6 separate regions of the Homo sapiens genome follow, and all the other regions are linked to region 6. A link is a loop called in an ENCODE intact Hi-C map of the cell type or tissue named here. Cell type or tissue: heart right ventricle. All regions are shown on one strand. Each heading gives the region's core, and the rest is flanking DNA. Links, peaks and the distances in the headings are about the cores only. Region 1 overlaps PRKG1 (protein kinase cGMP-dependent 1). Region 2 overlaps PRKG1 (protein kinase cGMP-dependent 1). Region 3 has its middle 82 kb from the start of PRKG1. Region 4 has its middle 73 kb from the start of PRKG1. Region 5 overlaps PRKG1 (protein kinase cGMP-dependent 1). Region 6 overlaps PRKG1 (protein kinase cGMP-dependent 1).

Region 1 (5,022 bases), core at 707-4,706, 570 kb before region 6:
GAGTCCAAAGGCCTGAGAAGTAGGAGAGCTGATGATCTAAGTTCTAGTCCAGAAACCAATGAGCTAGAGGCCCAAGAACAGTGCATGCTTCATTCCAAGTACAAAGGCTGGAAAAGACTAATGTCCCAGCTTAAGCAGTCAAGCAGGAGGAATTTCCTCTTACTCGGCCTTTTTGTGCCGTTCAGGTATTTAATTGATTGGATCAAGTCCACCCACATTCAAGAGAGAAATCTGCTCTACTCAGCCTACCAATTCCAATGTTAATCTTATCCAGAAACACCCTCAGAGACACACCCAAAAAATGTTTGATCAATTGTCTAGGCATCCCATGGCCCAGTCAAGTTGACACATAAAATTAATCATCACAGCACTCTTGTATTCTTATAATAAATCATTTAAGGGAAATCAGTAAGAACCACAAAGTCTTTGTGTTGGAGATAAAAATGGTTACCTGCTTTGGAATATTCATGTTCATTGCTTATCAATTCACCTCTTTCTTAAGACCTCATAAGAAAAGAAAAAACTGTTGGGATTTACAAATAGAATTTTATAAATTGTAATCATAAAGAGGAGTGTCCTCACCCACCAAGCTATTGATACTAGTATATTTAAAAAATAATACATATTGGTCAATGTGACTTTTACAACAGGCCTATGGAGGTACTTATATAGTTTTAATTATTTTACGAATGAAGAACTGAAGGTGAGAGCAGCCAATCATCTGGCACAAGGTCCCATACAGAACTAATAAGTGGCTGAACAAGAAATGAACTGTCTACAGGACAAGCAGCCCCATAAATGTGGGAACTGTGTAGTTCCACAGGGCCCGTGGTCAAGGGGGTCTGCACTTGGTTTAATGTTCTGCAGTGGTCCTCTTGAAATGTTATATATTTTATATATATACATATAAATAAAAATAAGTTTAAATATGTAAATATTATATATAAATATATGAAATTTAAATAAACTTAATATATATATTTAAAGAAGGGGCCCTGCATTTTCATTTTCCACTGGGCACTACAAATTATGTAGCCAGTCATTTTTCTTTGGCTATAAAGTCCTTGCAGTCCATCACACCTCTTTTTAGAGATGAATTCTCCCAGCAGGAATAGTTACTACCTGTTTATTGCCAACCCAATGATGAACCCTTGCTGTTTTCTGCCTGTTTCACTTAGGAAGGCTTGGTACCTGAATTGATATTGAAACATTCATATGACAAATATTCGAAAGGCCAGCTTTTAGCTTTCTGGCTGGTTAAGTGCCACATAGCAGGACACAAAATTATTTCATGTAGTTTGCTAACTCCCTTTAGTTGTTATTTCTTTTAAACATATTAAGTTGTATTTTCATTTCTACACATGGAGTCATTTCCCTTCTCCTCCATTATGTTCTAATATATTTCATTCTATTTGGACTTATCTAAGTTGCACTGGTTTTCTAAAAGTGACTGCTGCTACTGATATATTTTATTATTAATAATAAACATTTAATGTTGGGCATATGGTATGAAGTCATTTTTAAAATTAAATCCAGTTTTTTACTATCTAAATTAAGAATGTCAGCTTTGAAGTTAGTGGGTTGACTGACAATGATATTTTTGTTTTTTCATTTATTTCTTAAAGTGTTTAACATTTAATGTTCTAATTTAAGAGTTGAAGAAATGATGTGGTATATTTTTGAAACTTACTTTTATCAAACCCTAAAATACATTTTTGTTTCAAGCCATATATAAGACCGTTACTATGAGTTGGTGTTTTGAATTGGGACACTTTCTTTTCATTAGTAATGTATATTCCCCCTTTTATTTTAAAGTGTTCCCTATAGCCATCACATATTGCCACAGTTTGGGGGCATATGTGAAGACATCTGATCTGACTCTCTTACTTCTGAGGTAAAGAAACCGAGTCCAGTGAGACTAGCTCAAATAGTGACAGATCAAAGATCAGATGCAAACCCCCTGAATTTAAGTCCAGGACTCTTTTATTACACCACACAAATCTCTTTTGATGCCTAAAATCACTAAGATTTCTTTTTAAATTTTCTGTCCATGATAAATATTTATATAGTCTTGAGCCTCAAGTTAAAGTTTAGCTTACCAAAGGCCCTATGAATATGAGAATCAGAAATCTGGAGGGAAATATTAGCTTTTCAGTAAAAGGGCAACAGTGTTTTTGAAATGTTCAATGTCATGTGAGGAAAAAAAAATTCTGTCTTTCCAATTAAATTCTCCTAACACTCAACGATGCCTCTAGATTGTTTTGGTAACTTTATAATTCTATAACATATTTTATAAAAACAAATTGTCTAGGAAAGTTGTCAGTAAACTCATGTCAAAGTAAGTACACTGTGAAAATAATGTAGTTGACTCTGTACTGTAATAAGGAATACCAACCAGCAAGGTGGTCTGGTTAAAAGGAAGTTTTTTTCTCACCAGCGTTCTAGTTTTTTGGTTGCTAGTGGAAAATAACAGAAATACATTTGCAATAAAGACAAATTATGAATTCTGTGCAACTGACAGCAGATCTAATGAGGGTCCTTTGAAACATGGTAATTGATTCCAAGTTGCTATTGTATTAATACAAAAATAGGTTTCTTCTTAAATCTGTCTATCTAGGTAATGCTTCAGGGATGCAATATAATTGTACTGACCAGGCGTATAACTTGTGATAGCCAATTACAGGATTTTTGTAGGAAAAGTTGCCTCTGATGTAGTTTGGAAACAAGAGTTCTGATTAAACATTCCTTAAGAAACGAGTACAAATCTTTTTAAAAGATATCTTGTTTTTCCTCTTTCTTATGACCAATTTTCATAACTTTTACAGCTTTGCTTCCGTTATGCAAGTGGCCTTTTAATCTTATGCAAAGACATTACTCTTAGAGAAATAACTTTTTTATTCCTTATCCTGGTGCCCCATGCCACAGAATAAAAGCGGTCAGTCCTGGTTAGGAAAAGAACCCCACAGATAGAAAACCTAAAAATAATATTCAAACACCGATCATTCTTTTACACTCCTCACAGTACTAGAATTACTTAACTAAATTTCATCTCTATTGATCACCCCTAACATGCCGCCACAGCTGTACAGTTTCCTTGGTATTGCCTGTCAGCCACTAGGGGGCATCCTGGGGCAGGCAGACAGCTCTAGGTTTGCACTTTCACCCTTCTACTTGGTGGGTGTCCCATCAAGTCCTTGGCCAACTTAGTTAAGCTCCCTTATTCTCAGTAACTTCTTTTTAAAAATTGAGATAATAATACTAGATTAGCTTATAAGTTATTTTCCATATATAGAGAAATAATAATGCTGGATTAGCTCACAAATTACTTCCCATATACAGATGGATTATTGAGTAATACATAAAATGATAAGGGAACAAGAACATCTTGGAACTAAGAAATGTCACTTTCAGTGACTTTTCTGCCAGCAGCCCAATCGGACAGCTGTATTCCATCTTAGATAGGGAGATGGAGGGCTCCCAGAAGGTTGCTTTGACTCTTTCAAATTCTTGAAATTCCCATCTGTGGAAAAGTATGTTTATGGACCCAAATGAATTTCAGTCCACTGGCCATATGCAAAATCTGGCAGAATGTCATCCCTCCCTAATTGCTTGATTCTAGCTAGAGCCAATGTGCTTGGTAAGCAGGAATGTTTGTGGTCGAGGCATTCAGTTGAATAAGCTGAATTAAAATGTTTCAAAACTCCATACACACTTCAGTTGATAGTACAGCATTTAAGGCAGAATCATGTGGAACACATCCAAAGTGCAAAACTCTGTGGGAATTCCACCAAGCCACATACCATGGCTTTATATCTGAAATGACTAACTGGAATCACTGGGTGAGGCTCTTGGCAGTGTCCATTTATGGCCCATAAAGTTGGCTTCAACTTTACAGACAGGTTCATATTCCTGGAAACTGCAGGCTGCTAAATACATTGATATACACATTCATGACATGCGTATATTCATAGGCACTTTGAAACTTGTTTCAAGGTGACAATCAATATGTTTACATACAATTCAACTTCAGGTTATAAAATTATCATTAAGCAATATGTTCATGGGAAAGAATTTTGGAGAAAACTTAGTCTTGACTCCCTAGGATAGCTTTGAAGATAACACGAGTTCATGTGTACCTATAAATATCATTGCAACACTGCATAATACTTAGTCTATCAACAATTTTCTTTTTCCTTTATTATTACATTAGTATACCTAAAGTCCATGGTGGTATTTACTTTCTTAAGGTGAGGTTAAGGCTTCTTCCTTATAACAACAGGTAACACCAACTGAAGTACTCTAGTAGAGGGACTCACATTTATTCAGGAGTTGCCATTTGCTAGGCAGTAAGCATTGATTATTACCACGTATAATTTTGCCTCGAGGGAACATTTGGCAATATCTAGAGACATTTTCATTGTCATTACTGTTACCTACAGGGTAGAGGCCATGGATGGTGCTAAACATCCAACAATGCACAGGAAATCACTCCACAACAAAAAATTATCCAGTCCAAAACATCTATTATATAATCCTATGGTTGAAAAACCCTGCGCAAAGATAATTGGTTTTGATTTAGTCTTCGTAAACATCATTTGAGGTGGATTATGGTGTTATCCTCATTTCTCAGAGGCAGAAATTGTAGCACTGAGAGGGGGAGAGGCTGTCCAAGATTGTAGAACTTGTGGAGGAGTGCAAATTTGGCTTATTCTAGAACCTAGTTTCTTCATCCTTGCTCTCTAAGGGTAGAGTCCGAAACAGAACTCTTTTTTCTGCTTCCAGAACACATTGCTGCCTTCTTAGTTAATTACTAGAATGAATGATTATAAAACTTACCTCCTGCAGAGTGAGTGAGTTTTAAAAATTTGTTTAAAACAACAAAAGAATTCACATATTGTGTAACTTTGGATTTAGGGTACCATTGAAATTGATTTCCTTAGAGGTGTGCTAGAGGCAAAGTTTGCTAATCTGGTTGGTGGAAGAGTACTGGTGGAATCTTTCTTTAGGTTTCTCTCTATGTTT
Region 2 (5,022 bases), core at 386-4,385, 84 kb before region 6:
TGAGGTTAATAATATTTACTTCACATTCCTATTGGGAAGATTGTGTGAAATTAGTTAGGTAATTAAATAATTAATTTGAGCCCCTACTGTGTTCCAGACACTTCCTGGATTCTGGGGAGAGGGCAGGGCCAGAATCTCTGCTCTCATAAGCCACTAGACCTTACAAATGAGATATTTCAAAAGTGGTAATTATCATAATAATCATCCTTTTCCTCTTACTTAACACTTCCACTCTGTGGAAGCCTGCTTGATTAGAAGAAAACAACATAAAGTAGTAGTACCTTTTTCCATTAAATTCAACTCTATCTTTCAAATGTAGCTTTAGGAATACTAGAAATACCAAACACACCTGAATTAGGTAAGTGTTGAATGCATTTGTGAGATAGAGAAACTGCTTCATAGTGGACAAATGCGCTTTATTAGACCATACAGCTGGTAACTGGTGAATGTGAGAAATGCTTTAAGCTTTAATGAAAAAAAAAAAATACTGCACATGAGAATCTTAATAGACCAAACAGATAAATTTGTATTTTCAAATAATTGTTTTAAAAAAAAAACCACCCCAGATTCCCTTCATATTAATTAATTGATTGATTGGTTGGTTGGTTGGCTGATTTTAGAGACAGGGTCTCGCTATGCTGCCTGGGCTGGTCTTGAACTCCTGAGCTCAGGAGATTCTCCAGCTTCAGCCTCCCAAGTAGCTGAGATACAGACACTTGACACCATCCCTGGCTCAGATTCTCTTTAAATAGAAAGCTCACCTAATGAAATTTTTAAAAAATGTTTTGATTGACAAAGTATCTTTCGACTTTCCATGGACATTTAAATATGTTTATTTAAAAAATAATGTGATCAAATTTAGTTAATTCTGAAGTAATACTTAAAGCAAAAAGGGAAAATAACCCAACCATATGTGCAAGGATATCATGTTTCACAACTCTGGGGGGAAACATCGTTTTGTATTTTGTAAGAATGGTGCCACCTGGAGTTCTTCAAGTCGTTGTGGCCAAGCATACGTATCCAGTACAAATTTTTGGAATAGGTAAGTGTTATCTAGAGAGTTATTCTGTCTTTCTTTTTCTCCTCCTCCTTTATTCCTTTCTTTTCTTTCTTTCTTTTTTTTTTTTCTTTTTCAGAGCACATGCCGTCAATGACACAGCACCCTTTACCTTTGGTTTGGGCTTAGAACATGGGATTTGTAAACTTTTCTGTTTTCCCTTTAAGGAAGGGGAAAGGAACTACCTTTTCCCTTTAAAAACAGCACTTTCTCTGTCTCTTTTCCTAAAGAGAGCTAATTAATAAATAAACTTGCCACAAGTTGTTAATACATTTGCCCTCCCCACATCCATGAACACATTTATGTGCATAGATATGTATATTTGTGTTACACACACACACACACACACAGAGTGTAATATAGCTCACACAAAGTGACAAATCTCAAAGGGAAGCATTTTAAATAGTGGAAAGGGGGAAGTAGAGGAAATATTTTGGTTTATGGACCTTTCTGTTTCTCAAATCAGACTACAGAGGTAGCTGCTTAATCTACCTGTTTATAAAAGAAAAACCCTTGCTGTCATAGTCTGTAGGATGGAAATGTGTAGTGTAGTATCTTACACACATATCTCAATTTTCCTAGGGTAGGTCTTTTGGTATTTGTGGGGTTTATATTTGTTTTTGTTTGTTTGCTTGCTTTTTAATATCTATATAAGGCCTTAGGCAAATCATGCTTACTTTCATTTCATTCAGAATAGCCAGCCAGTTACGTTGTTCAGCAAACGTTGTCAGTGTTCCAGCAATATTTCTTTTTCTTACCATTTGAGACTCCCAGCTGCCAGCACCTGCAAGTGTTTGCTTGAGGGCCTCTTGCCACCAGAGCATGGTTTGTGCCTCCATGTGGCAAGCTGGAAGTGCCAAGAAATTAATGAATCTGGGAGCACCACTCACCCAGAGACCAGCGAGAACTTGTGTATGATATACCCAGTTCCCTTGCACCGGGGTGGGATAACTCTAGGGCCTGGGTTTTACCTGGGTTCCTAATATTACCCAGCAGAATCAAGCTCCAGTTCCCCACAATGGAAATTTGCCTAGTAATGAAAACTCCATTGACTACCTTTCCTTCCCTACCAATGGTTATTGAGATCAGCTCACAGATAAACTGTTCACACTCAAATCCTTGGCTCAGATCTGCTTCTGGGAGAACCCCACATAAAACAAAACACTCTGGCAGAGTGTCCCTTTTTGTGTGTGAATTTAGGTCCTTTCTTAGGATTGTCTTTCTCCCCCCATGCACCCTCCCATGTTGCGCAAACTGGTGTTGAATTCCTGAGCTCAAGCAATCCTCCTGTGTATCTGTGACTACAGGTGGTGCACTACCACCTGTACCCAGCTTTCCAGATTATCTTTCTTTTCAGGAGGTTCAGCCTGCCATGAATACTAACATCATCTGATTAACTGTTTTATGATCCAAGCTAGATTCTCACCTAAACAACTTTAAACAACCCGATAAGCTTTATTTTCAGATTTTTTTTGGTAGGATTTCTATACTTTCCCATCAAGTAAGTGCATGATGGTATCTAAAGAACTCTTATTGCCTTGCTTATCAGTGCAAACAGGTACAATTTGTTGAGCAGCATTTTTCTGACAAGAATTTGTATTTGATTACATATTTTATATTTTAAAGCAGTTTAGTTTTCAAAAGCTCATGCTTCCAAGTAAAATATGCATTTTTAAAAACCTCAAAATTCACTTCTTTATTACCCCAGCACTCAATCTCTGTAATCACTGGCCTATAACCACCGAACATCTTTCCATAATAGCATTTGCAACAGAAATGTAAAGAAGATTGAACCAATTTCAAAAAGATTACACCAAGAGGATTTTTCTTCTGAAAGATTTTTGCCCTATTCTTTAAGACATGCTGTTTCCTCAGGTTATACTCAACTAACTTTCCCATAAAGATAATTTGAAGTATATTCTCTTTTTTCCCAACTTCCCACCTCATGGTGGCAGCATCCAGATTAGAATTACTTTTTTAAATGAATGTGTCTCACAATTAGGCCAACTTAGCACACTCAGAAAGTAAGATGAAATTTCAGAAAGATACCACTACTACAATAGTTGAGGAATCAGTTAACACTGGAAATAAACTTATTGCCCATGTGTATGGATAAATTGTCCTAGAAATATGTATTTTTTACTTCTCAGGATAGCATATGACTAAGTTAACATAATTCAATTTTTAAAAAATATTTTTAACATGCTACCAAGTATATATTAGACATCATTAACCAGAAATGCATAAATAATGTTTAACAGTGTAATAAATAACATATATAATTTAAACATGTATATATAAATATAAAGCAATATATATGTGTGTGTGTGCATGTATGTATATATGTGTGAATATATGTGTGTGTGTGTGTATCCAGCACTGCTCACCATTAAAGTATGAACACTTTATTATTTCACAACTATTTTGATTGGCTCAATATACTATGTTGAACAGGGGGAAGTTTGCTTTGATGTGTCAGTAAGAAACCTCCTCTCAATATGTAAGTGGCAAATCTATACCAAATGGATAACATCAGTCTAGAAAGTGGATGTAAAAATATTCAGAGCAAATTAGCTGTCCCTATACCAGATAAAACTACTCATACAACCATTCTAAATGATTTTCCTTGGTGGATCACTAAGAAAAAAAGTTTTATAAGAAAGGACCCTATCCTTATACCATAGGTCTATGTAATCATCTTTCTAAGAGATGCCTAATTGCTTGAGGTCCTCCTTTTCTGAAACTACTCACCATCTAATTTTGTTACTCCCCAGAGTCTCACCAGAAGGAGAATACCAACAGTTTCTATTGAAGGATTTATTCCTGTCACAAGCCATTTTCCTTTCTTCCCATACTGACTAGAGCTGGCTATTTGGTGAATTCCAAATGAGCTTCCACCTAAGTAGCTGTCTCTCATAATGAGTTTCTGTCAAAGAGAAATCAACATACAGAGAGAACAGACACACACATATTGACTTTAATGCAGTGACAAAACAAAGCATTTGAGTCACTTATTTAAGAACCAGACCTCTGCAAATGGAACTGGCATGTCTAATCCCATTATTGCCAGCTTTCCCACACAGAGGCAGCATTACTGACCTATCTATAACTGTCCAATAAGTCCAGGGCCTTTGGTTTCTGTCCTTGTCAACCTCTAAATATTTCAAGCTGACATCAAAACAGAATAGGCAGGAGATAGAAAGAAACCAGCATCAACATGTATTTGCTTGTAAATATCAATTTGTTTTTGGCTGTAATCATCCTTAAGTGGACTTCTGTGACATGATCTGGGCTTTTAAAAAATAGCAGAAACCTGGACTATAATATATTTGTAAACATTTTATCCTTTGATTAGTTTTGTTTTGCTTTCACTTTGCTATGTAACTGTGCTGTTAGTCTTAAGATGAACTGGGGTGAGTTCAGGGCTGACTCAAGGAGGCCCATTTCATTTGAGTCACCCTGGGATGAACGAGAAAAGTTGCTGGCCTCAAGTCTCTTACTATCCCTTGGGAACCAAACACATACAGAACTATGATTCATGTCCATCTGTGAGAAGTTGTAGACAGAAGTATAAAGTGCTGTAAGAGCCTGAGGCACAGAAGAGGGAATTGTCTGCAGACAAGGAAACTACCATGAGTCACTTTCTCTGAGGTTTTCTTTTTTACTCAAGTTCTGTAAGTCTACATCTCTCTCAGTGTGAGCAACCCAACTGAGCTGTTAGAGCTATGTGTCCATGACTTTAAACCTGCCTCCCTTGGTAGGAAACAAAAATCCTATGTGTAGATTTAGTATATAGGTCTTCTGATGCCACCATCCAGAGCTTATCTTTCCTCCTGCTGGCTTGAGTGTAGGTCTCTGAAGTTAGGGAAGTCAACTGCAGTTTTTCCTAGATAACAGTGGAATTGAATGCCACCTGTGGGCATCTGGGTTCTGAAATCCGATTGATGTTACTCAGTGGAAGGAAT
Region 3 (5,022 bases), core at 559-4,558, 970 kb before region 6:
CATTGATTTTTCTTTTTTAAGAAAAGTTACAATTTAGGAAAGAATCTCCTGGTATCTTAGTTGCAACTATTTTTTTCCTTAAAAAAATTACCAATGTGTTGACTATTATCAGAAGAAATACTTCTCATTCCCTATCAAATCAAACTCTCAAATAGTGACTTATGTTATGTAAATGCTCTCTGTGATAGATATAAAAAAGGAAATTGTAAGAATCCGTGAATACGCGATTATTCTACTGTGCAGAATAATCCTTTTAGCATAGGGTAGATGGTGGATGCACAGGTAAGACCTAAACACAGATAATTAAAGATGCAATTTCTCCCCCAAACTGGAACTGGTAGTGTGACCCAGCTTAGCACTGGTGGCCACCACTTCTGAGCCATTGAGGAAGAGATTGTGATATAATTTGGATGCTCTGTATACAAGACTGAAGGGTAGTAGATGGAAAAAAAGCCAGACACAAAAAGTTTACAGTTAACACATGGCCTTTCTCTTTTCCGTAATCATTTGGCTCATTACCCTATGTTCATCCAACTTCCCCACCAACAATTTTAGTTCACTCTGTCCAGTAAGGCTTTACGCTGAAAAACCTTGGAACTGGTATTGCCCTGTCATTCTTACTAGGGTCAGAACCATGAGACTTCAAAGTAACTAACACACACACACGCACACACACACACACACACGCCTTCCTTTCTGAATCCATCCAGGCATCAAAAATAGAAAAGAAGTAAAAGTCAAAGACCAAGATGAATTTGTGCAGGTTACTGTCTAAAGGCAGTTTAATATTTACGAAATGTCACACACATACACACACACTCACACTCTTTAGGATCCAGTTACAAGCGCTGCGTCATCCGCCAGATCACATGGTAATTGTTGCTATTTCAAGGATCAAGTGGCATAAATCTCCCCCCCCCCACCCCACCCCCTTCCCTTGGTACCATACAGCGTGGAAGAGTGAGTTTTGTGTGATGGAGTGGGACCAGGCTCTCTGATCCAACCCTCTGCTAGCAACTCGGCTGTCGGTGGGGTGGCGCGCGCGTATTCTCACGGAGTGACTAGGAGAGGGGGACGAGGGAGGGGGTCTCAGGGGAGGAAGGGCAGCTCTAATTGGTTTCTCAATGAAAGATAATCACCTACTCCCCAGAGAGGCTGGAGATTAGCACTCTGCCTCTCCTCTCCATCGCTTTTAGACTTCTCATCCTCCCCTCGGTGCTTTTAGTCCATTCAGCAGAAGCGGATCGAAGCAGGAGGCTCCCCGCGCCGCATTAGGGGCGCACTCCGCCGCGCTCGAGTACTTAGCGCCCATTCACTCGCTCACCCGCGCTCTCCGCTGCCGGCTGCCGTCCCAGCCGCCGCCGCCGCCGCCGCCGCCGCCGCCGCCCGAGAAAAAGTTTCGCGGAGGGGCTCAGTGAAAAAATGAGCGAGCTAGAGGAAGACTTTGCCAAGATTCTCATGCTCAAGGAGGAGAGGATCAAAGAGCTGGAGAAGCGGCTGTCAGAGAAGGAGGAAGAAATTCAGGAGCTGAAGAGGAAACTCCACAAATGCCAGTCGGTGCTCCCAGTGCCCTCGACCCACATCGGCCCCCGGACCACCCGGGCGCAGGGCATCTCGGCCGAGCCGCAGACGTACAGGTCCTTCCACGACCTCCGACAGGCATTCCGGAAGTTCACCAAGTCCGAAAGGTAGGCGCGGAGGCCGTGGGCCCGGGCGCTCGTCCCGGCCCGCGGCGCAGAGGCTGGGGGCTCTGGCCGCGGCGGCGGGGGCGGGTCGGCCCAGGGCGCCCCCTGCTCGCTGCGGCGCGCGGAGTGGGGGTGGCCCCGCGGCCCGGGAATGGGAAGTGTTTATTTTTATTTCTGCCCATCACGTGCTGTGCTTGTCTCCGCCGGGCTGGGAAAGGCGAGCTGCACGGGGAGACGCGCCCCTGTGGCGTGGGGGTGGGGAGGAGGACCGCGGAAAGTTTACTCGCGCGGGCTAACTTGTGCCCTCCACACATGGCTGCAGTCGCGCGGCTGTCCTTCGTGCGCCCCGCTGGGAGCGTCCACGCAGGGACCCAACCCTGCCCATCCAGGGGCCTGGAGAGCTTCCCAGCGGCGACCCCCCGGACTCAGGCCACTGGACATGCTCAGTGGGGCTGTCCGAGCCTCCTAGGGAGGGGCGACTGGAGGCTGGACAGGGTTGGGCTCAACTTAGGGACTGAACTTGCCCAGAACCCGAGCTCTGCTGGCGGATGCGGGGACAGGGAGAGGCGGGACAGGGGCTTGTCTCTAGGGCAGGGATCCAGCCTGGAGCGTGGGGGCGAGGAGGGGAGAGGTTTATTCACAGGGTCACTTTCAAGGCAGCTGTGATGTCAGCAAGACATTGCAAAGAAACCCCACCTTCTGGACGTTTCTTTGCTCTGATTGTGCCTCTTCCAGAAGTTCAACACCTAAGGCTGCTCTAGGTTTGGAGTCCGCTCAGTGACCTTGCACCTGAAGCAGATTTGAGGCTGCTCGTCAGCCCTGTCCCAAGGTGGATAGTGCGCCCTCCCTTTTTGTTTTCCCCTGAGTCCCTCCCTGGAAAAGTTGGGATGAAGAAGGCGGAGGGGTGAGGGTAGGCTGTTTCTCCGGACGCCTCTGGGCTCCTTCCTTTCCTCCTCTCCGGCACTTTAAGAGACAAATCCTGCCAGTTCAAAGTTGTATGTCACTCCTTTGGGGTGTGCAGAGGAGGCTGGGTGGATTTTGGCCACAAGTAGGAAGCTTTTGCACTCCACTCGTCGCCTTCACCGGAGAAGGCTGATCGATTGGCTGCAGCATTAAAGCGCCTCTGGACATTAGGGAGAGGAAGTGCAGACTCCAAAGCCATTACTGGCTTTTAGTCCCTGGAAGTGCAGGGCCGAAAATGCATTTCTCAGGATATTGAATATTCCATTAGGAGTGCCTTCATGCCCGCCTACCTCTCTTAATCTTTCCCTCTTCTTAGATCATTTGCTGTCTGAGTTTGGGGCCCTCAGGGGACTCCTAAACTAGTCCCCCTCTCTCCGTTTAGCTCTCTCACTTTTGAGGCAAGCTCTTCTGAAGAGCATGTCCTTTCCACTGTCCCCATCCAGGTCAGCTCCAGGGCGCTTAGTGTCTGCCACTGGCCCACTGCACCTCCTCCGTGTCTGCCTCTGGAGTCCCTCTTGTGTATTGATTATATGGGATGGGGAGCCAGGGAGGCTGAGCAGCGGTTCAGAGTTATTAGAAGAAGACCAGGAGCTGGGAGCCAGAGTGGGGAGAAAAACAGGAATCAGGCAGAAAGGACTCCTCTTAAGGAATTGTGGGACCTTCTGAACAGCCATCTCAGAAGACAGCTTTCAGATTTCCTGAGTGACATAGTGACATTCCACTTACGAATTAACACTGTGTACATGGCACCTTTGGGCCCATCTTGCCTTGAAAGTCCCTGTTGGATGGAACAGTGGCATTTTCCTTCCTTTTCTCAGGACTGCAAACAGACCTAATATTTGGCCTTGCCCTTGCCTGGGAAGCTGCTGCTGAGTCTTGTCTCAGCCGGGCTGTGCATTCCGAGCGGCTGCCCTGCCCTGCGCTCAGCAGCTGGAATCAATCTGCCCACCTCCTTAAGAAGCCACTTCATCAGCGGTCACCCGGCAGCTGCTCGCCTCCCAGGGCTGCCGGGCTAGGGCTTTATCGCATTTTTGAAATTTCAGATTTCTGTGTCTGGGCTATGCCCCTCGAACAGTAACAGCACCGCTTTGCAGCAGGGAGGAGATTTCACCAGGATATGGAGGGGACAGGAGAAAAGCCCTCCTTCCCAGAGTCCACTGTCATTCAGGATTTGCTCTCAAAGAGGCAAGAAATCTCTAAGAATGAAAGGAGGTGTTTTGTTGTTGTTGTTGTTGTTTGTATGTACTGGGAGGAAATGGCTAATCTTGGGTATGCACACATCATCCTTCTTCTGTCCTTCTCTCTTCCCCTCCCTTTCCCAACATTTTCATGTTAGGGGTAGGAACATTCATCATGAGTGGATCATGCGCAGTAGCCGTCAGTGCATATTTGTGTCTATAGCAAATAGCTGGAGTACTTTTCTACTTCCTCTCTGTGCTGATTTACACTGGGAGTGAGGGTAAACTTTTTCCCACTCAGCGTTTAGTTTCATACTTTCAAATAGAAGTGTGGAGTTTATTTTCAGCAAGCTGACTCATTAGAGTTTAAAAAGTTTTGACAGGTATAATATATGGGGAGAGTAAACATTAGAATTATGTACTCTTCTTGGCACTTAAAGAGACAGTACTAAATTGTCCTTGGCTAGATACCTTATTTTGGCCAAGAAAGGAAATAATTTATTAAAGGATTTCTGGGATACAATATTTAATATGAAACAAGATACTTTTAAAATAAAAATTGTTTAAAAATGTTCAGATAAGGATTTGACAAGTAGATATTCCATCACCTCACCTGTAATTTTTTTTTTTTTTTTTTTTTTTTTTGAGGCGGAGTCTCGCTCTGTCGCCCAGGCTGGAGTGGAGTGGTGCGATCTCCGGCTCACTGCAAGCTCCGCCTCCCGCGTTCACGCCATTCTCCTGCCTCAGCCTCCCGAGTACACCTCACCTGTTTTTTGTAAAAGGCTGTGCCGTTCTGAAGGGCATGCTGGGGCTGAAACAGAATGCGTTATTGCAAAGCTTGTGTTCAGTTATGATTTCTGTAGCATTTGAATGATAACTATTCATGCTACAGATTCATTTCAAACTTTATCAAAATACCCAGTTTTTATACCAACAAGAACAGAAATGTAGCCTGAAAGTGCAGTCGGCCCCTTCTATCCATGGGTTCCACATCTATGGATTCAACCAACTGAGGATCAAAACTATTCAGGAAAAAAAAAAAAAAGAATGATTGTGCCTGGACTAAACATGTATAGCCTTTTCTTCTAAACAATACAGTATAACAACTATTTACATATAATTTATATTGCATTAGGTGTTATAAGTAATCTAGAGATGAGTTAAAGTGTATGAAAGGATGTGTGTAGGTTTTATGC
Region 4 (5,022 bases), core at 562-4,561, 960 kb before region 6:
CAAAGCTTTAAAATATTTGCACCCTGCAAAATGGATATATCCAGAAAATGTATGTCTTTTAAATAGATTTGTTTTATTATATAATGACTGGTAGTAGAAACTAATCTCCCTGTTTTACTTATTGCTGTTCTTAAATAACAGAGTTCGTTTTAAAAATGCTTAACTTTCTCTGCACTGCTCACTAAACATTATTGATGGATCACCAACTTTGGGGTATACTATGTTGATTTTATTTTAAACATTTTAAAATTGTTTCTTACATATGAATATGATAGAAACCCATACTACCTTAGAAAATTATGTAGTTTTAAATTCAATCAATATTAAGTTTATATTGACTCAAAAGTTTTAAAACACTGTAATTTTTCCTGTCCAGTGTGCTAGCCGCATCTTCAACCTTTTTCTAGTACATATTGATTTTATATATTCTTGGAAATTAGTCCTAAGCAGTTAATTTGTTATTCAAGGATTTGATTTGGATTGATTTTGTTATGTATTTGAACCCACTGATAGCACTTTCATGTGCAAGATGATAACATGACTGTGCTGATTTCATCTGAGTGTTTATTTATTAAGGCAAATCCAGGAAGATGACTACTGTAATCAGCTTGTTAGGATTTAGTTTGACTGTTTTATTTGTAATAGGTATATTGCAACTACACTTCTTCAATTATCCTCTCGGACTTATTCCTAATTCAGACTCTCCTTCCTTTTTAGTCCAATTTAGAGAGTACTTTAAAATGTGTTTTAAATTCTCAGATGTGTCTTTATTTGAGTACTCTGACCTCAAATGCTGGAAAAGTACTGGCAAAAACCTTATAGGGTTCTAAAAATAATTGTATGTTTGCCTCTTGCAAATATTTGTGGGTCTATTTATTCAACTATATGGTACTGTTATTGTCTAATAAGCAAATCTATAAGCCTTTGGGTAAATGTTAATATTTTTCTTGATGCTTCTCATTGCCCCCATAGTGCAGATAATACTAATTTCATGTATCACATGGTCACCAAGGTACTTGGCTACATATGCTAAAAATTTTCCAAATAGAAAATTATTTTGTATCTCAGGTTGTAAACCCTTGGGTAGAAACCAGGTCTGTTTACAGTAAAAATTCCAGCCAAGTAAAAACCTCAGCTTACCATACATTTCTCTTCCCACATGCTACTTTTCAGAGAAGAGGTAAGAGGAGCACTATCTAGAACGTATTAAAAAACAAATTTTAAAAATCCTGAAGCCTTCCCAAGAATAAAACCAGTTCACACTCCATTTGGTCTCCTCTCAGAGAAAAATATCACTCCAAAATACTCAATCCAATATCCTGTGCTTTACTCTGGCAGGTTTAACTGTGGTGCCATGACAATGGTGTGTATTTGATTAGTTGTAAGGTAGAAATGAGTAAATAATGGCTTAAAAATCAAAATTCATGAATAATTTGTTTCTTAAAAAATAAGATTGCGTGCACTCACAGGCACCTCCCGAGGGATAGCCATTTTCTTGCATTCCAGTTGGCTTTCTTGACTGGGAAGATTACAAATACATGGCAGGAAATTGCACATAATCCACAGACAGTCTTGTCTTTTCACAAGAGTATGTTGCACATGGGAATGTCATCTATCTTGTGAATCACTGCAGAAAAAAATGTTTGAGAGCCTCTGATCTGAGCTATGGTTCTGAAAATCAGAATCTTGACTCTGTGTCACTTAACGCTAATTATTTATAAGTAAATGTAAGATTCACTAGATTCTACTTAGCCAGCACCTGAATTTCATAACAATGGTTCCCAAAGTGTGATGTTTATATAATTGGTGGCACCAGGGATGCTTCTATGTGGTAGAGAAGTGAATTTATTTTATAGTTATAGATATTTTAATAAGTGTTGGGAGAAAACATACAACAATCACATCAAATCCATGCTGTGTAGCTATGTTGCTGAGGGTAAGGCTAAGTATTAAGAGTTCATAGATTTTTTTTTTTAAGAATGAGGTGTAAAAATACAGATTGTGCGTAATGTCAATAAGGGTACACAAGAAAGTTTTGGGAAAGATTGTTTTAAAGTCATTTTCAACAAGGAATGAAATGGATTGTTCTCCTGTTTGTGTTTTTGCTCCCCACTGCCCTGTTTGAAGAATTCTGGCCGAGTTCTCTCTGTATCTGTGTTTGAATGACTCCTTGCATGCTGTTTGTCAACTTCTTCATAGGAATTGCTGTGGGGACATAGAGTTAGATGGAGATGGTGGTTTTCATGAAATATATTCTTGCTTTGAGGATAAGTCATTCTGGTTAAAAATTGCTCACATTAATACATCATCAGAAAAACATTTGACTCTCATCCTCCTTCAGATTTATAAACTCTCTTGCCTTGAGACAGTGAGGTCCATGGCTGAAGAGGCCAGCCTAGAAATAATAAAGGATGCTGGGGCACCCACTTCCATCCAGTCTGGGTTCCCTGGGGAGCTCTCACTTCCCGTACTGTCTCCACAGCGAGGCCTCTCATTTCCTCCTCCAGGCTCCTTCTTGATTCCTGACAGTAGATGCCTGTGGCTGTGAAGAGCCATTCCATCATGTGGTATTTTATAGCAGAAATACATGGTGCTTCCCCCGACTCCTTTCTTTGTAAAGAAACAATTTGGAAAAAGTTTGGAAGGGAAAAATCTTTGATAGGATACACATTTATTTTCCCTTAATCTGTTCCCTTTCCTTGTAGAAAAAAAATTAGATTATTCCAAATTAAAACTATGTGTTTTTTGTATTAAATTATATTGTTAAAAGGAATGGCTTTGTTAAACGAGAAAAATATAAGGAGAAAAGAAGTATATTACATACAGGATGAGGAATTTGCAAACATCCACTTTTCTTTCTAGAGCATTGTTCAGGTCATCTCCCCTATGGCTTAAGAAAGGGAATCCTTAAGGTTTGAGTAGAAGTACCCTCCTAAATGTAGGAAAAACAACAAAAAAGAGGTGGTACGGTGGGGAGAAGATAGAGGGGGAGACATAGAGAGATTTCAACCATTACCACAAGATGGCAGCAGAAGTATAATATTTAACAATTGTGGGCTCCACTAGGAGTTTGAAATGGCTTTTAGTTGAATTTTAAAATATATTGTCAAATATATAACTTTCTCAATATCAGGATTTATAAGTTTGAAAAGTGTATTATCAAGTACATATGGTCTTACATTTTTTTCCAGTTAGTAGTGGTTTTGGGGAATATATTTAAAAAGCTAAATTTTCTTCTCGATGTTTGTCTTAAGGAATAGAGAAACAAAGAGTACAGTTTGCATGGAGAGTTCTTTGAACATTGACTCTGGGAAATTCCTAAAACCCCTATGAGGAAACCTCTGGACTTATATTTGGCTGAGAGGAGAAAACAGAGAAATAATGGAAAATTAATAGTAGTAAAAAAAAAAAAGTATGTGTGAGGAGACTAAAGGAATGGCTTCCTATTCACTCCCTTCTACCCCCATAACAAATTAAAAGAAAATTATTATAGGAAAAAATTAGATCAGTTATTAGATGAAACTCATAATAGGTTGCTTGATCTCCTTGATAATTCTGTGATTCTAGAATGTAATTAATTAAATCTTAATGTGGCCTATTGTAATCTGAGATTCCCATTATAAAAATATTTTAATAATCAAGTTAATATGATTATTTATTTACATGTATCTAAATATTTTTAAGAGAATAGCAAAGTGTTTTATGAGATACTCTACTCTGAATATAAACTGCCTCTCAAAAATTTTAGGGTAAAGAGTAGTCTGGCTTATACCACACAGGGTTACATTGTGGGTTGGGTCTAATGGGCTGTACATTTTTGGATCAATATTCCCTCAGAGAGTGCCATTCAGCCTTCCTGTAAAAGGCTATTTCATTCAGTCTGTGACCCCTTTCATGTGAAACCTCCCAGGGGCCTGGATGTGAAGCAGTCTTGCTACTGGCATCATTTGTGATTTAACGCTGAGGAGAAATGTACTTATTTTGGTCTGTCCCAGCAATCAAGGGTCAGTGGTAAAAGGAAGTTGTACTCTGGGTCAAAACAAGTCAGTTTTGGATTAATGCTATTCCTTGGCCTCTTTAATTGGTCTTTTTGCTCAGATACTGTGTTAGATCATACTTAGATAAACAGGCAAGAAGGGAACTTGAGAATTTAGAACAGTTCACATTTTCATGCCCTGTTTGACAATAAGATGCTTTTATAAAAAGTGTTTTGAAATTCTGTGATATATTTATTTGAGGTTATCAATGTATAGAAATGCTCTCTGGGACAGTAGTCAATATGTTTCCTAGGTTAGGAAAAAAACAATGTTACACTGTCTATGACTGCCAGAGAGAACCAAGGGTAGATTGAATGTTGGGTATGCTTTCTCGTGTCTGCAGGGCCAAAACAACAACAACAACAACAACAACAACAACAACAACAACAACAACAGAACACCTAGCCTGCATTGGACATAGTGAAGCAAGCAATAGACAGTAATATCTTTTATTTTCTCTGATCTTTCTAGTTTGTTATCTAGGCCAAGACAAATTCCCGAAGTATAGCAGCAGGGTTTGAAGCATGCTACATTGAAATCCCCCGGTTACCCAGACTCACCATCTGACTCCAGGGCATCACGAGAGGTGTCCACACAAAAGGAGACAGGCTGTGGAATCTCTGGGCTTCTTGATATTAGAGCAATTAGAAAAAGAAGAAAAAGTTTCTGTTTTGTGGTACCAAATCCCCATTTGCCATGTTAAAAGTCCGGACATGCTTTTGTGATACTTATGAGCATACGCTAAATCTCAGACTTGCTGACTTTAATCTCTTCTTAGCCTATGTCTGCTTCCTTGATTGTTTTAATTGCAAAAACAATGTGTGCTGGTTGTCAGATAATAAAAACATAAACATTTTATTTTCTCCTCCCAATCTTTCTACTTGTCTTCCAGCAGATACCCAATGTTAAACTTTCCGTATGTTTCCGTAAATCTTTATATGTAGAGAGAGAACTCACCTGCTTATTTGGAGGGTTTTATTTTTTC
Region 5 (5,022 bases), core at 445-4,444, 540 kb before region 6:
CATAAAATCTGTACCTTCAGGTTGTATTAGGCCGTTCTTGCCTTGCTCTAAAGAAATACCTGAGACTGGGTAATTTGTTAAAACAGAGGTTTAATTGGCTCACAGTTCTGCAGGCTGTGCAGGAAGCATAGTGCAAGCATTTGCTTCTGCTGAGGCCTCAGGAAGCTTCCAATCATGGTAGAAGCTGAAGCAGGAGCGGGCACTTCACATGGTAAAAGTAGGAGTAAGAGAGGGAGTGGGGAGGTGTCACACACTTTTAAATGACCAGATCTGGTAAGAACTCACTATCACATAGACAGCATCAAGCCTTGAGGGATCTTCCCCCATGATCCAGACACCTCCCACCAGGCCCCACCTCCAGCATTGGGGATTACAATTCAACATGAGATTTGGGCAGGGGCAAATATCCAAACTATATCACAAGTCTTTGTTGAAGAAACAGTATTTCCACCTGGCTGCCATGTGCTGCAGCTATGGCACTCTGTGCCTTTTATTTCTTGTTTGTTTGTTTGTTTGTTTGTTTTAGAAACAGGGTCTTGTTCTGTCACCCAGGTTGGAGGGCAGTGGCATGATTATAGCTCCTGGCAGCTTTGAACTCCTGGCCTCAAGCAATTTTCCCACCTCAGCCTCCCAAGTATTTAATACTATGAGGCACATGTCACCATGCCTAGCTAATTTTTTAAAAATTGTTTTTTGTAGAGATGTTATCTTGCTATGTTGGCCAGGCTGGTCTCAAACACCTGGCCTCAAGTGATCCTCCTGCCTTGGCCTCCTAGAGTGCTGGGATTACAAGAGTGAGGCACTGTGCCTGGCCCCGATACCTTTTAGATAGGTCATAATCTCTCCAGGTCAACCCTGCCTGGAGAGACACTTTCCCCAGTTCCTCGTTTTTCTTCATGGCAACTTTTCAGGCTCTCAGAGCCCTGGTAAGTAGATGAACTGAACTCGCCTTTTTGTTATCTATCCTCCATGTCTGTCTCCTGCACACTTGCTTTGGTGCCCTCTCCAGAGCATCATGTCATAATGTCTCCTCTTGGATGAATGATTTGTAATGTATTCTTCCTTTAAGTTCTTGACTCACACAGGGCAAAGATACTGAATTGTTAGTTTGAGTTATGTTGCCCACTCATTCTAAGATCCCTATTGAAACACTGATATGGAAAAATACTTGTGTAGGAGTCAGGAGCTAGCCTGTTTCTGCTACTTACTGCTATATTGATACTGAACAAGTCACTTAACCTCTCTGAATCTTAGTTTTCCACATTTGTAAAATCATACAATTTGGAGATTGGACCAAATGTCTTTTGAAGATGCGAAGACAGCATCAGCCACCATTACTCATTCACTTCACAAGCTCTATTTATAGAGTGTTTGCTTACTCTGTGCCAGGCACCCTTGAGTGGAGAAGAGATAATGAAAAGGCAAGTTCAGTTCATCTACTTACCAGGGCTCTGAGAGCTTTAAAAGTTGTCATGAAGGAAAGTGAGGAACTGGATCTCCACACATCTCTATTTGCCCAAACAACCTGAGTTGTGCTTGATGTTCAGGCATGATTATTAACCACAATAGTTTCACTCCAAAGTGTTCTGGTTTGGTTAAGAGATCCAAACTCTGTAGTTAGGAAAGGATGGCACTGTGAGGTTTCTGTAAGAAAGGGGACTCCATAGGATGCCACAGCTAGGTGAGTCCTAGACGTTTAGCATGATGGGTAGTACAGAGGGGAGAAAAGCTGTGCCTGCATTGATTATTCACGTGTTTTCATGGGCCAGTTGCCGGCCCCATCCCCTCTGCTTTGCAACATCTCAGAGAAGTCCTGCTAAGCATGTCCCAACTCCAGGCAGCTCCTCCACACAGGGCAGAGTGAATTTGGCCAGACTTGGGGGACTCTTCACATACTTTGTCAGCTCCAACTTCAGCAGCCCTAACAGCACAAGTTCTAGTGATTGTTTTCTGTTTCTAGTCCTTTGTTTCTGTCCTTTTTCATCTTGAATCTTGTATGTTTCCAGGCCTCTGTCTAAGATTCTGCTGCTGAAATTCTCCTGCCTTTCCTTTTTAAGTTTCTTTTTTGTTTTTTAAATCCCTGGTGACCCAGCACTTCACGGGCCACACTCATGCCTGCTGCTGCCATCTAGTGGAGGTACCACAATGTCATGATTGCCTTTATCTGATCAAAACTGGGCTAGGTTATAATTTACTTAAAGGAATTATTCAGACACTGCTTCTGGTTTGAGGGAGGGCGATTGAAGAGTGAAGATGTTTTTACAAAGTATACAGCACTTGATCTCCATTGAAATAGGTTTTTTTTTTTTTTCTGAAAATGGATTATAGAAGCTAACCCTAAAAACACCAATGTACCGGTTCCTTACTTATAGAAGCCAAATAATAGTGGTTTGAAGAGTGAATAACCCAAGGATCTGAAAGAAGAAAGAATAACCATTCACACCCTGTTCAAGCAGAGTTATATTTCTCTATTCAAATCAAGTGTGTGACATCTTGCTTCTTTCCACATGAAGAAGAGATTTTCCAAAATGACACCAGGTTGATCAGCATACTCGATATGTCTGACTTCCTAGCCTGACCTGCAGTAGTTACGCAATCTCTTTCTCTTAATAATGACTTCGAAATTTCACATTGAGAATATAAATTCCATTCTTGCACTTGCAATTGCGTATTTAAAACAACAACCTACCATCTTTCTAATAATGTTGAAGAAGAGATATTTGCTTTCTTCATATCTCTTTGTCTTCCTTGTTCCTCCTTTTTCCAAAAATAGGCATCTATCCTGTCTCCTTTTCCCTATTTCTGGTTCATTCTGATGATTTTTTTTCTCCAGATTTCTTCCTACAAAACCTTCTGTTCACCATAAAGACTCTCAGTGGTTCTCATCTACTTAAGTATTTCAAAGGGATTGAATTTATTTTTCAATTTTTGAGAAAATTTGTTCCTTGTAATGATCTCAATATATTGGTATTCCTCAATATGAATAACAATTGCCAATTAATAATATAAACAAAGCAATATCTATATTATGATGGCTATAGCATTATTATTCCAACCTCCTGAGGGTTTATCTGGAAGGCTAAGATGAATATTTTTAGGACATAGTTCGCAGAGGTCACTGGAATATTTCATCTTCTGTGATTATTTTTTATTTAAAATATGTTGGCCAAAAGCAGATTTTAGAAATAAATGAATAGTAGTTTTACTTAGGGTAAAAATAGGGCATAAATTGAACTATGATCATCATATTAAATTATACTACCATATTATGTTTGCTACATTTGGAGCTGTGTCATGTTTAATATTCCTATGCTGCAATTGTCCTGAGACCATGCTTTCCAAAAATAATACAAAGACTCTTCTGTGCCTTTTGGACTATTATGGTACCTAAATTGAAATATCAAATTGCAGATATTTGAGACTCTGGCATTTTATTGTTGGAAAATACCTAAGATAAAACATACTCTGCTCCCTCTTAATTTTAACATAAAAGAATCTGAAGCCCAGAAAGCAAACTGTTATCCAGGGGTCACATAGCTATCTTTAAACCAGAGTTGAGTCCAGTTCTCTTTGGACCATTCTAGAGTATCATTCATTTTATTTATATATACATGGATATCTATATTAATGTTATATTTTTTCCACATATATTTCATAAATTTTATCTTATGAATTACAGATCTTTCAAATATGATACCTTTCCAATATTTTCTAAAGCAGTAATTTGAAAGAAAAATTCTTTCAAGAACTTTTTAGATTTTTTTTAAAAAAGGAAAGGCAACTATGGCGTTATAATCTTAATAGGTACCTGTGTTAAAATGATTTGAACTGTTGCCTAAAATTAACTGTCTTCTTGCAAGACTGCTTTGGAGGGTAGCGTTGATTATATCCATGTGATCATGTTTACAACATATTCCTATATAGGTACTTCTTGTCATCTTCCATGAAACATTTAAATAAGAATAACTGTGGAACAGTTACATGACCCCTACTAAGATTTGTTGTTATTAATAGGTGATGAAAGACCCCCATGTTTCTCTAAATTGATCTATCTTAGTGTTTATATTTCAAGGGTGCTTTAAGATGACACCATATTGCTTTTTTTCCTGATGCATTAGACTAGCCACAGTAGCAAATAGATCCTTCTGGTGAAGTCAAGAATTAATTCCCTCTTTTAATACCCCAGAAAGATTATTTTCCCTGCTATTTTGTTCTCTAACAGTTCAATTCTGTATTACCATAAGGAATGCGGATATACATTTTTAAAATTATTTTCCTGATTGATTCTTTAATATTCTACTTACACTTTAAATCTTCTGAACAGAATACAGCCCTCCCTCCTTCCTTTCCTCCCATCTTTCCTTTCTCCCTTCCTTCTTCATATACCATTTGTCCTGGCCCCTGCTACGTATCAGGTATTTTGTTAGATGCTGTATTTCTTGAGATTTTGAAAAGATTACCTCATAGATTTGATTTTGTTTAACTCTGAGAACTATATATCAAATTCATGATCATATTCTGAAAATTATGTGATATTTTATTTTAGTCTTTATAGTAATCTCTTAAGGAATGTGCTGAAACACAAATTATTAATGTTTCTGATCATTACCCTAATAGATTGTGCTTAATTAAATTGTTCCAGTTGTGAAGAAAATGTGTACACAACTCGGTAATCAATGTTTTGTCTTTCATGTAACTACCACTATCTATTAAAAAATACAGCTCTGCTACTTTGTATTTTTGCATTTATACAAATGAGATCAATGTTGTCTCATAATCAAGCCAGTTGACATGGTGGGAGAGATTTTCTTCAGTTTTTTCAGTTGATAAGAGCACTCCAGCAACAATATTCCCATGCACTAACTGGAAGTCTGATTTAATAGAGGAGTTGCTGCCTCCACCCCTTTCGGAAGCCACAGCAGGGAGGCCTGGCTTGGGGTTCATTAGAGTCTGGTACGATGACAACAGACTGGGAAGCAGCTGTAAATGATCAGAATCAGGCCTTGGCTAGTTTCAGCTTCT
Region 6 (5,022 bases), core at 649-4,648:
TGCAAAAATAGCTTTGACTAGAGCAGATGTTCCCTGGAATGAAAATGTACACTTATTGTGATACAAGAGAAATTGTTTAACCAAATCTATCATCCACAAGAATTGCTATACTTCCTACCTTATTTAATTTCTCCCATCACTCAGGCCTCCTGGGCCATTATCAGGGTAGTTCTTATGAAAAAACAAGTCAAGAAAAAAGACCTTAGAACTTTTAGAGAATTTGTGATTGTAGAAGCAAGGAAAGGAACAAAAAAAGAAAATCCAGGATAGATGAACGAAGTTGATATGTTAGTGTGTGTAGATGTGTTTTGGAACTAGGGGCAGGGGTTATGAAGATTCAGAGGGATACAGATACAAACTGGACCAGAGTTTTTTTTAGGATAACTTGGTCCTTTGTGGCCTATGATGATCTTCAAGTATTTCAAGGAATAGGTCGTCCATTGTTGTTCCTTTTTTTTTTTTTTTTCAGTTGGACGTCTACAGAGTATTTTTTTTTTTTTGTCAATGAATATGTGTACACATGAGTGTTGGAAGGGAAGAAGCCTATGTCAGGGGAACATAAATTACTAAGGCAATTATATATATTTTTAAATAAAGTATATTTCCTGGCATTTCAAGTCCAGTAAAATGGTCTGACATAGAATCAGGCTACAACTGTTTCTGATTGCTGCTACAGTGCATGGCCAGAACTATTTTGTTTAACAGCATCAAATATTAGTAGTTCCACTTTAATCAGGACATAAAGTCAAACAATGTTAGAGGTAGAAGGCATTACCTGGGCCTTCTAGTCCAAGCCCAATATTTTACAGATGACTATGTTAAAACCTAAATGGTGAGTGATGTGGATTACCTGTGCCAAATACTGTAGTCAGTGCTTTATGGCCATTTTCTCACTTTGTCCTCACAGCAGTCTTGTGGCATCTATTGTTAGATGAGTACGTGGGGCTTAAAAATTACACTACCTTGCTCAAAATCTTAAGGTTACTTAGTGGTAGAGCTGGAATTCAAAACCAGACAGACTGATTTTTAGACATAATTTATTTCAGGTGTAATTCAGTAATTAAAGATGAATGACAGGCTCTTCTCTCATAGACTAGACACTCAACATGTTGTGATAGTGTTATGTGAGAAATGTGTACAAATATGCAATCACAGAGTAATTAATCATCATTTTACGATAATTGGAGAAGATTTTGTAGAGGAGAAAATAGTTGAGCTGTGCCTTGAAAGATATCTAGGAATTTGCTAGGCAGTCAAGGATATTACAGTTTGTGAAACCTATCAAAGAGTGTCATGTGGATAGTTCTAATAATATTGAGTACTGCTGCGCAACTGAAGGTGGAAATGTAGAGTACGTTGAGGTAGCATACAAGAGACAAGACTGGAAGGGTAAGCATTGCTTAGAGTCTTGTATCTCAGTTCCAGCTTTGATGCCTCCTAGGTTGGTCACAATTTTTCTCCTTCTCCCCAGGTACTCACTGCTCCAGTTGGGTTTATTCAGTCTGTTGAGTGAGATCTAGGCAGTGAGTGTTTGAATTAGGGCAGGAGTCATAGGGTTTAAAAATTAGAAATAGAATAGGGAGAGAGTTTGGAGGTAAAATTTGTTGGGCTCAGTGACTGATGAAATGTCAGAGGTGAAGGAGATTGAAGTATAGCAGATGATGCCAAGATTTCTAACTGCAGAGAGCCAAGTGGGTGGTGATGCTGTTACTTAGGATGGAAAAAGTTGGAAGATAATTGAATCTTGTGTTCTCTAAATTCATTTCATATTTCCCTGAGTTTTAATGTAAGGGAAATATCTTTCTACTTTGTTTCACATTAAGTATAAACAGAGCTATCACAGATTGAAGATATCAAAATTATGCATATTCATGTATGTACATGATTAGAAATATGTGTGATTTTATATATTCTCCTAGTAGAATCTAGGATCCATTACAGTGTTCTATAGCTGCAGAAACTTCTAGACATCATCTAATCAAGAAGTCAAAAATTTGTTCCCAAAGACCTTTTTACTTTGGTTTCCTTTTTTTTTTTTTAAGCCAAACCAACCAGAAAACAAACAAAAACATTGAAAAGGAAATTATTTTGGATGGGTACCATTTAGCATCCTTATCCTCTTACTTTAGAACCTCTGAACTCATTTAAATGAGCTACCTGCTCTAACAGGCACTTGAGTTTTCTACCCTTGAGCTAATTCAACCTTCTCATTGACTAGATGTGAAACTGGGTTAGTTTAACAGACTTTGGAAACAAGGTATGAAGGAGGGAAAAAACAGGAGCAGTAGTTATACAACAAAATAGTTGCATAACTTATATAAACTATAATAATTATAAGACTATAAAAATATTTATGGGAGTAAGATACTTTTAAACAAGATGGGATATTTTTTCCTGCCCCCTCCCCACCACACCCCCCACCAAAAATAACCGTTTTCTATTTTTTCTGTTCATGTAGTGTCACATTGATTCTATATCGTTACCCACAGTGCCACCTATTGGTAAAATAAAGACGACGTAACCAGTTTTTCTGTAACCCATATTTGGTACCAGAGTCTTAAGAAATCTGCCCTGGATTTTCGCAGGCAGATGTTAGAAAGCAGATTGTCTGTGATCCAACTGAAATGGGAGATGAATCACGTGTTTTATGCAGAGATGCTCAAGCTTGTCATTTAGAAGAACTCCAAATAGGATCTCAAAAGCATGATATCCGACTTCCCCAGTTCGTGGTTCTGCCAACAAAGAGCCTGTGAAACTGCTTAGGGATTCTAAGAATTTAGATTGTTCCCACATATTGGGATGCAAATTGTTTTATATGCCATGCTACTCAGGCGTGATTGTTGCTTTTTAGCGACAGCAAGTTGAAGTATTGAGCTCATTTGATATGTGTTCTGCCAGTCTTCATGTTATCACACAGGCTATTAAGTGCCAAAAAAGGCATTAGTTTCACTGAATATATTTAATTTTTAAAAGTTAGTTTTATAAGGTTAGTGAATGTAATTTTCTCTTTCTTCATTATAAGCTTTTCTAGAGAAGGATATTATTTCTACAGAACTAACATAATACCAAATACAGTTGTCTTGATATTGTGGGGGGAGGATTGGTTTCAGGATCCCCTTAAATACTAAAATCCATGCATGCTCAAGTCCCACAGTGGGTTCTGCTGAACCACAGATATGAAAAGTTGACCCTCGTGTCCACGGGTTTTGCATCCCAGGAATACTGTTTTTGATCTGCGTTTGGTTGAGAATGAGGAACCTGCAGATGTGGAGGGCCCACTGTATTTATTGAAAAAAAAGAATCTGCATTTAAGCAGACCTGCACAATTCAAACCCATGTTGCTCGAGTCAACTGTGCAAAGTAAGGTGTGGTATATATGGTTGCAGGAGTAATTAATACATTTAACAGATATCAGCAATTGGTGCTCAAGTGCACATGCAATAACACACACCCAGAAAGGTACACAGTAGAGATGGATGTGGTAAAGTACAAACATTGATGACTTCCCTCTTCTATGCTCTTTGAATAAAATGCTAGATTCATGGTGATTGTTATTTGTTTGAAATCAAAAGATTTAGTCATATCCTCCCTCCCACAAGCTGTTATTGTCCAAATTTTTACGTGTATTACCAGAATGTATTTCTGGTTAGCTTTGCTCACTTTTGAGTTTTTATTTGTTGTGTATTCGATACTTGAGGTAGTTTTTGGAGGCAAGCTGTACTGACATTGTTGCAGCTACTCTTCCAGTTATTTAGAGACCAGGTAGTGATCCCAAGTAAGCCACCAGAAGACTGATCTGTGATATCCACGTCAGGAAAGACAAAATTGTTCCCCAGTTAAATAAAAAATTAAGTAAATAAAAATGGAAAAACTAGCACCATCGGACATCATGCCCTTTTAAAGAAATTGGGGTTTAAAAGCAAGTTGTATTTAGATTGAAGGGCTATGGGGACAAAAATCCAAAATCTATCCACCAAGGAGAGGCAAGTTAAAGGCTTGAAAGCAAAGAGTACACCACAGGCTGGAAGACTCTTGGTTGGGAGAGAAGGGTCAGGAAGGAGCTCGGGAAGAATGATTCTTAAAAACTAGCACCAAGGATGGGTAGGAGCACTAGCCCTGGAGCTGGACATCTAGGGTTCAAATTCTGGGAGCTTTGTCAGATACTGAGGCATTCAGAATGGTGGGTGGGAACACTAGTCTTGCAGCTGTACAGCCTTGATTCAAATCCTGCTTCCCCCTATTATAGCTGTGAGATCTCGGTTTCCTTACCCAAAGATGGGTAGACTCAATTTAGTATGACTGTTCTGTGAATTCCATGAAATAATAAATACAAATAGGATGATCATAGGTCTTGAATGGCTAATTTAGCTCCAGATTTCTTTTTCTTTTCTTTTCTTTTCTTTTTAAAGTGAGATATTATATAAGCCACGATGGATTTGGTAAACCTCCCTTTGATTTGCAGCTGTGGTCATGGTCTCTTCCTGTGTTCATTGAGACTAAATTTGGAGTTCACCAGGGATAATCCTGCTTTTTTTTCCTGACTCTTTCCAGATATAATTTAACTAATGTAATGTCTACCTTTCAAGGACAGCATATTAGGCTTTGACTGTAAAACAAAGTGCACAGGGGAATGTGGTCTAGGCACATGTAGCTCCTGATGTGGAGTGGCTGTAGGAGAAATATTCAGCACTAATGTCCCTACCAATATATTTGTTGGCAGCCACTTGAGCCTAGCTCTATGTTTATATTAATATCTTCAAAATGTTTGAGGCTACAAGGAATTTAATCGGTGAGATGAGTGGGGGAAATGTGAATTATTATGGAGTAGGTTTATCTTAACTATTTTGTGTGGAAAACAGAAGCTGAGAAATCTTTCTAGTTTGAGTTTATCAAGAAAGGCTGGATGCTCTCAGTGTAGTTTTGTCATTTATCATAGTAGAAATGTACACCTGCTTATTTATTTTATGTTTTGGCACAAACTTTTTTTTTGCAATGAATTCTTTCTGTAGCAAAAAGGTAAAA

Evidence for each region. A loop is a pair of places that touch in the nucleus more often than their neighbours do. Peaks named below come from ENCODE experiments on the same cell type or tissue, not always from the same donor. Only the 100,000 strongest peaks of a DNase experiment are listed, where the experiment ranks them.
Region 1: it touches region 6 in a loop (2.7-fold over the local background); 28 of 110 quality-filtered maps call a loop at or near these places.
Region 2: a loop joins it to region 6, with 3 times the contacts of the local background. A loop is called at or near these places in 7 of 110 quality-filtered maps.
Region 3: it touches region 6 in a loop (2.6-fold over the local background); 26 of 110 quality-filtered maps call a loop at or near these places.
Region 4: a loop joins it to region 6, with 2.9 times the contacts of the local background. A loop is called at or near these places in 36 of 110 quality-filtered maps.
Region 5: it touches region 6 in a loop (2.9-fold over the local background); 13 of 110 quality-filtered maps call a loop at or near these places.

The regions. Positions count from the first base shown.
Region 1 is chr10:51,386,410-51,391,431 of GRCh38, forward strand. All of the region lies in intron 2 of PRKG1 (protein kinase cGMP-dependent 1), which reads left to right. Among named protein-coding and RNA genes, the nearest start is that of MIR605, 89 kb to the left of the region's middle. In heart right ventricle, for the core only: CTCF peaks have their summits at 3,127 (motif pointing right) and 3,327; DNase peaks (open chromatin) are centred at 3,135 and 3,503; H3K27ac peaks cover 1,767 bases.
Region 2 is chr10:51,874,838-51,879,859 of GRCh38, forward strand. The region is part of intron 4 of PRKG1 (protein kinase cGMP-dependent 1); the gene reads left to right. Among named protein-coding and RNA genes, the nearest start is that of CSTF2T, 180 kb to the left of the region's middle. RefSeq lists enhancers at 4,574-4,643, 4,744-4,803. In heart right ventricle, for the core only: no CTCF peak of the experiment used is centred there; no DNase peak of the experiment used is centred there; H3K27ac peaks cover 3,168 bases.
Region 3 is chr10:50,989,957-50,994,978 of GRCh38, forward strand. It overlaps a transcript of PRKG1 not described here. Among named protein-coding and RNA genes, the nearest start is that of PRKG1, 82 kb to the right of the region's middle. RefSeq lists an enhancer at 2,007-2,507. In heart right ventricle, for the core only: no CTCF peak of the experiment used is centred there; DNase peaks (open chromatin) are centred at 1,035, 2,065, 2,685, 4,019 and 2 weaker places; H3K4me3 peaks cover 3,790 bases; H3K27ac peaks cover 4,000 bases; H3K27me3 peaks cover 491 bases.
Region 4 is chr10:50,998,780-51,003,801 of GRCh38, forward strand. It overlaps a transcript of PRKG1 not described here. Among named protein-coding and RNA genes, the nearest start is that of PRKG1, 73 kb to the right of the region's middle. In heart right ventricle, for the core only: a CTCF peak has its summit at 3,017 (motif pointing right); no DNase peak of the experiment used is centred there; H3K27ac peaks cover 3,545 bases.
Region 5 is chr10:51,420,665-51,425,686 of GRCh38, forward strand. All of the region lies in intron 2 of PRKG1 (protein kinase cGMP-dependent 1), which reads left to right. Among named protein-coding and RNA genes, the nearest start is that of MIR605, 120 kb to the left of the region's middle. In heart right ventricle, for the core only: CTCF peaks have their summits at 2,122 (motif pointing left) and 2,135 (motif pointing left); a DNase peak (open chromatin) is centred at 2,127; H3K4me3 peaks cover 538 bases; H3K27ac peaks cover 2,110 bases.
Region 6 is chr10:51,958,097-51,963,118 of GRCh38, forward strand. The region is part of intron 5 of PRKG1 (protein kinase cGMP-dependent 1); the gene reads left to right. Among named protein-coding and RNA genes, the nearest start is that of CSTF2T, 260 kb to the left of the region's middle. In heart right ventricle, for the core only: a CTCF peak has its summit at 2,498 (motif pointing left); no DNase peak of the experiment used is centred there.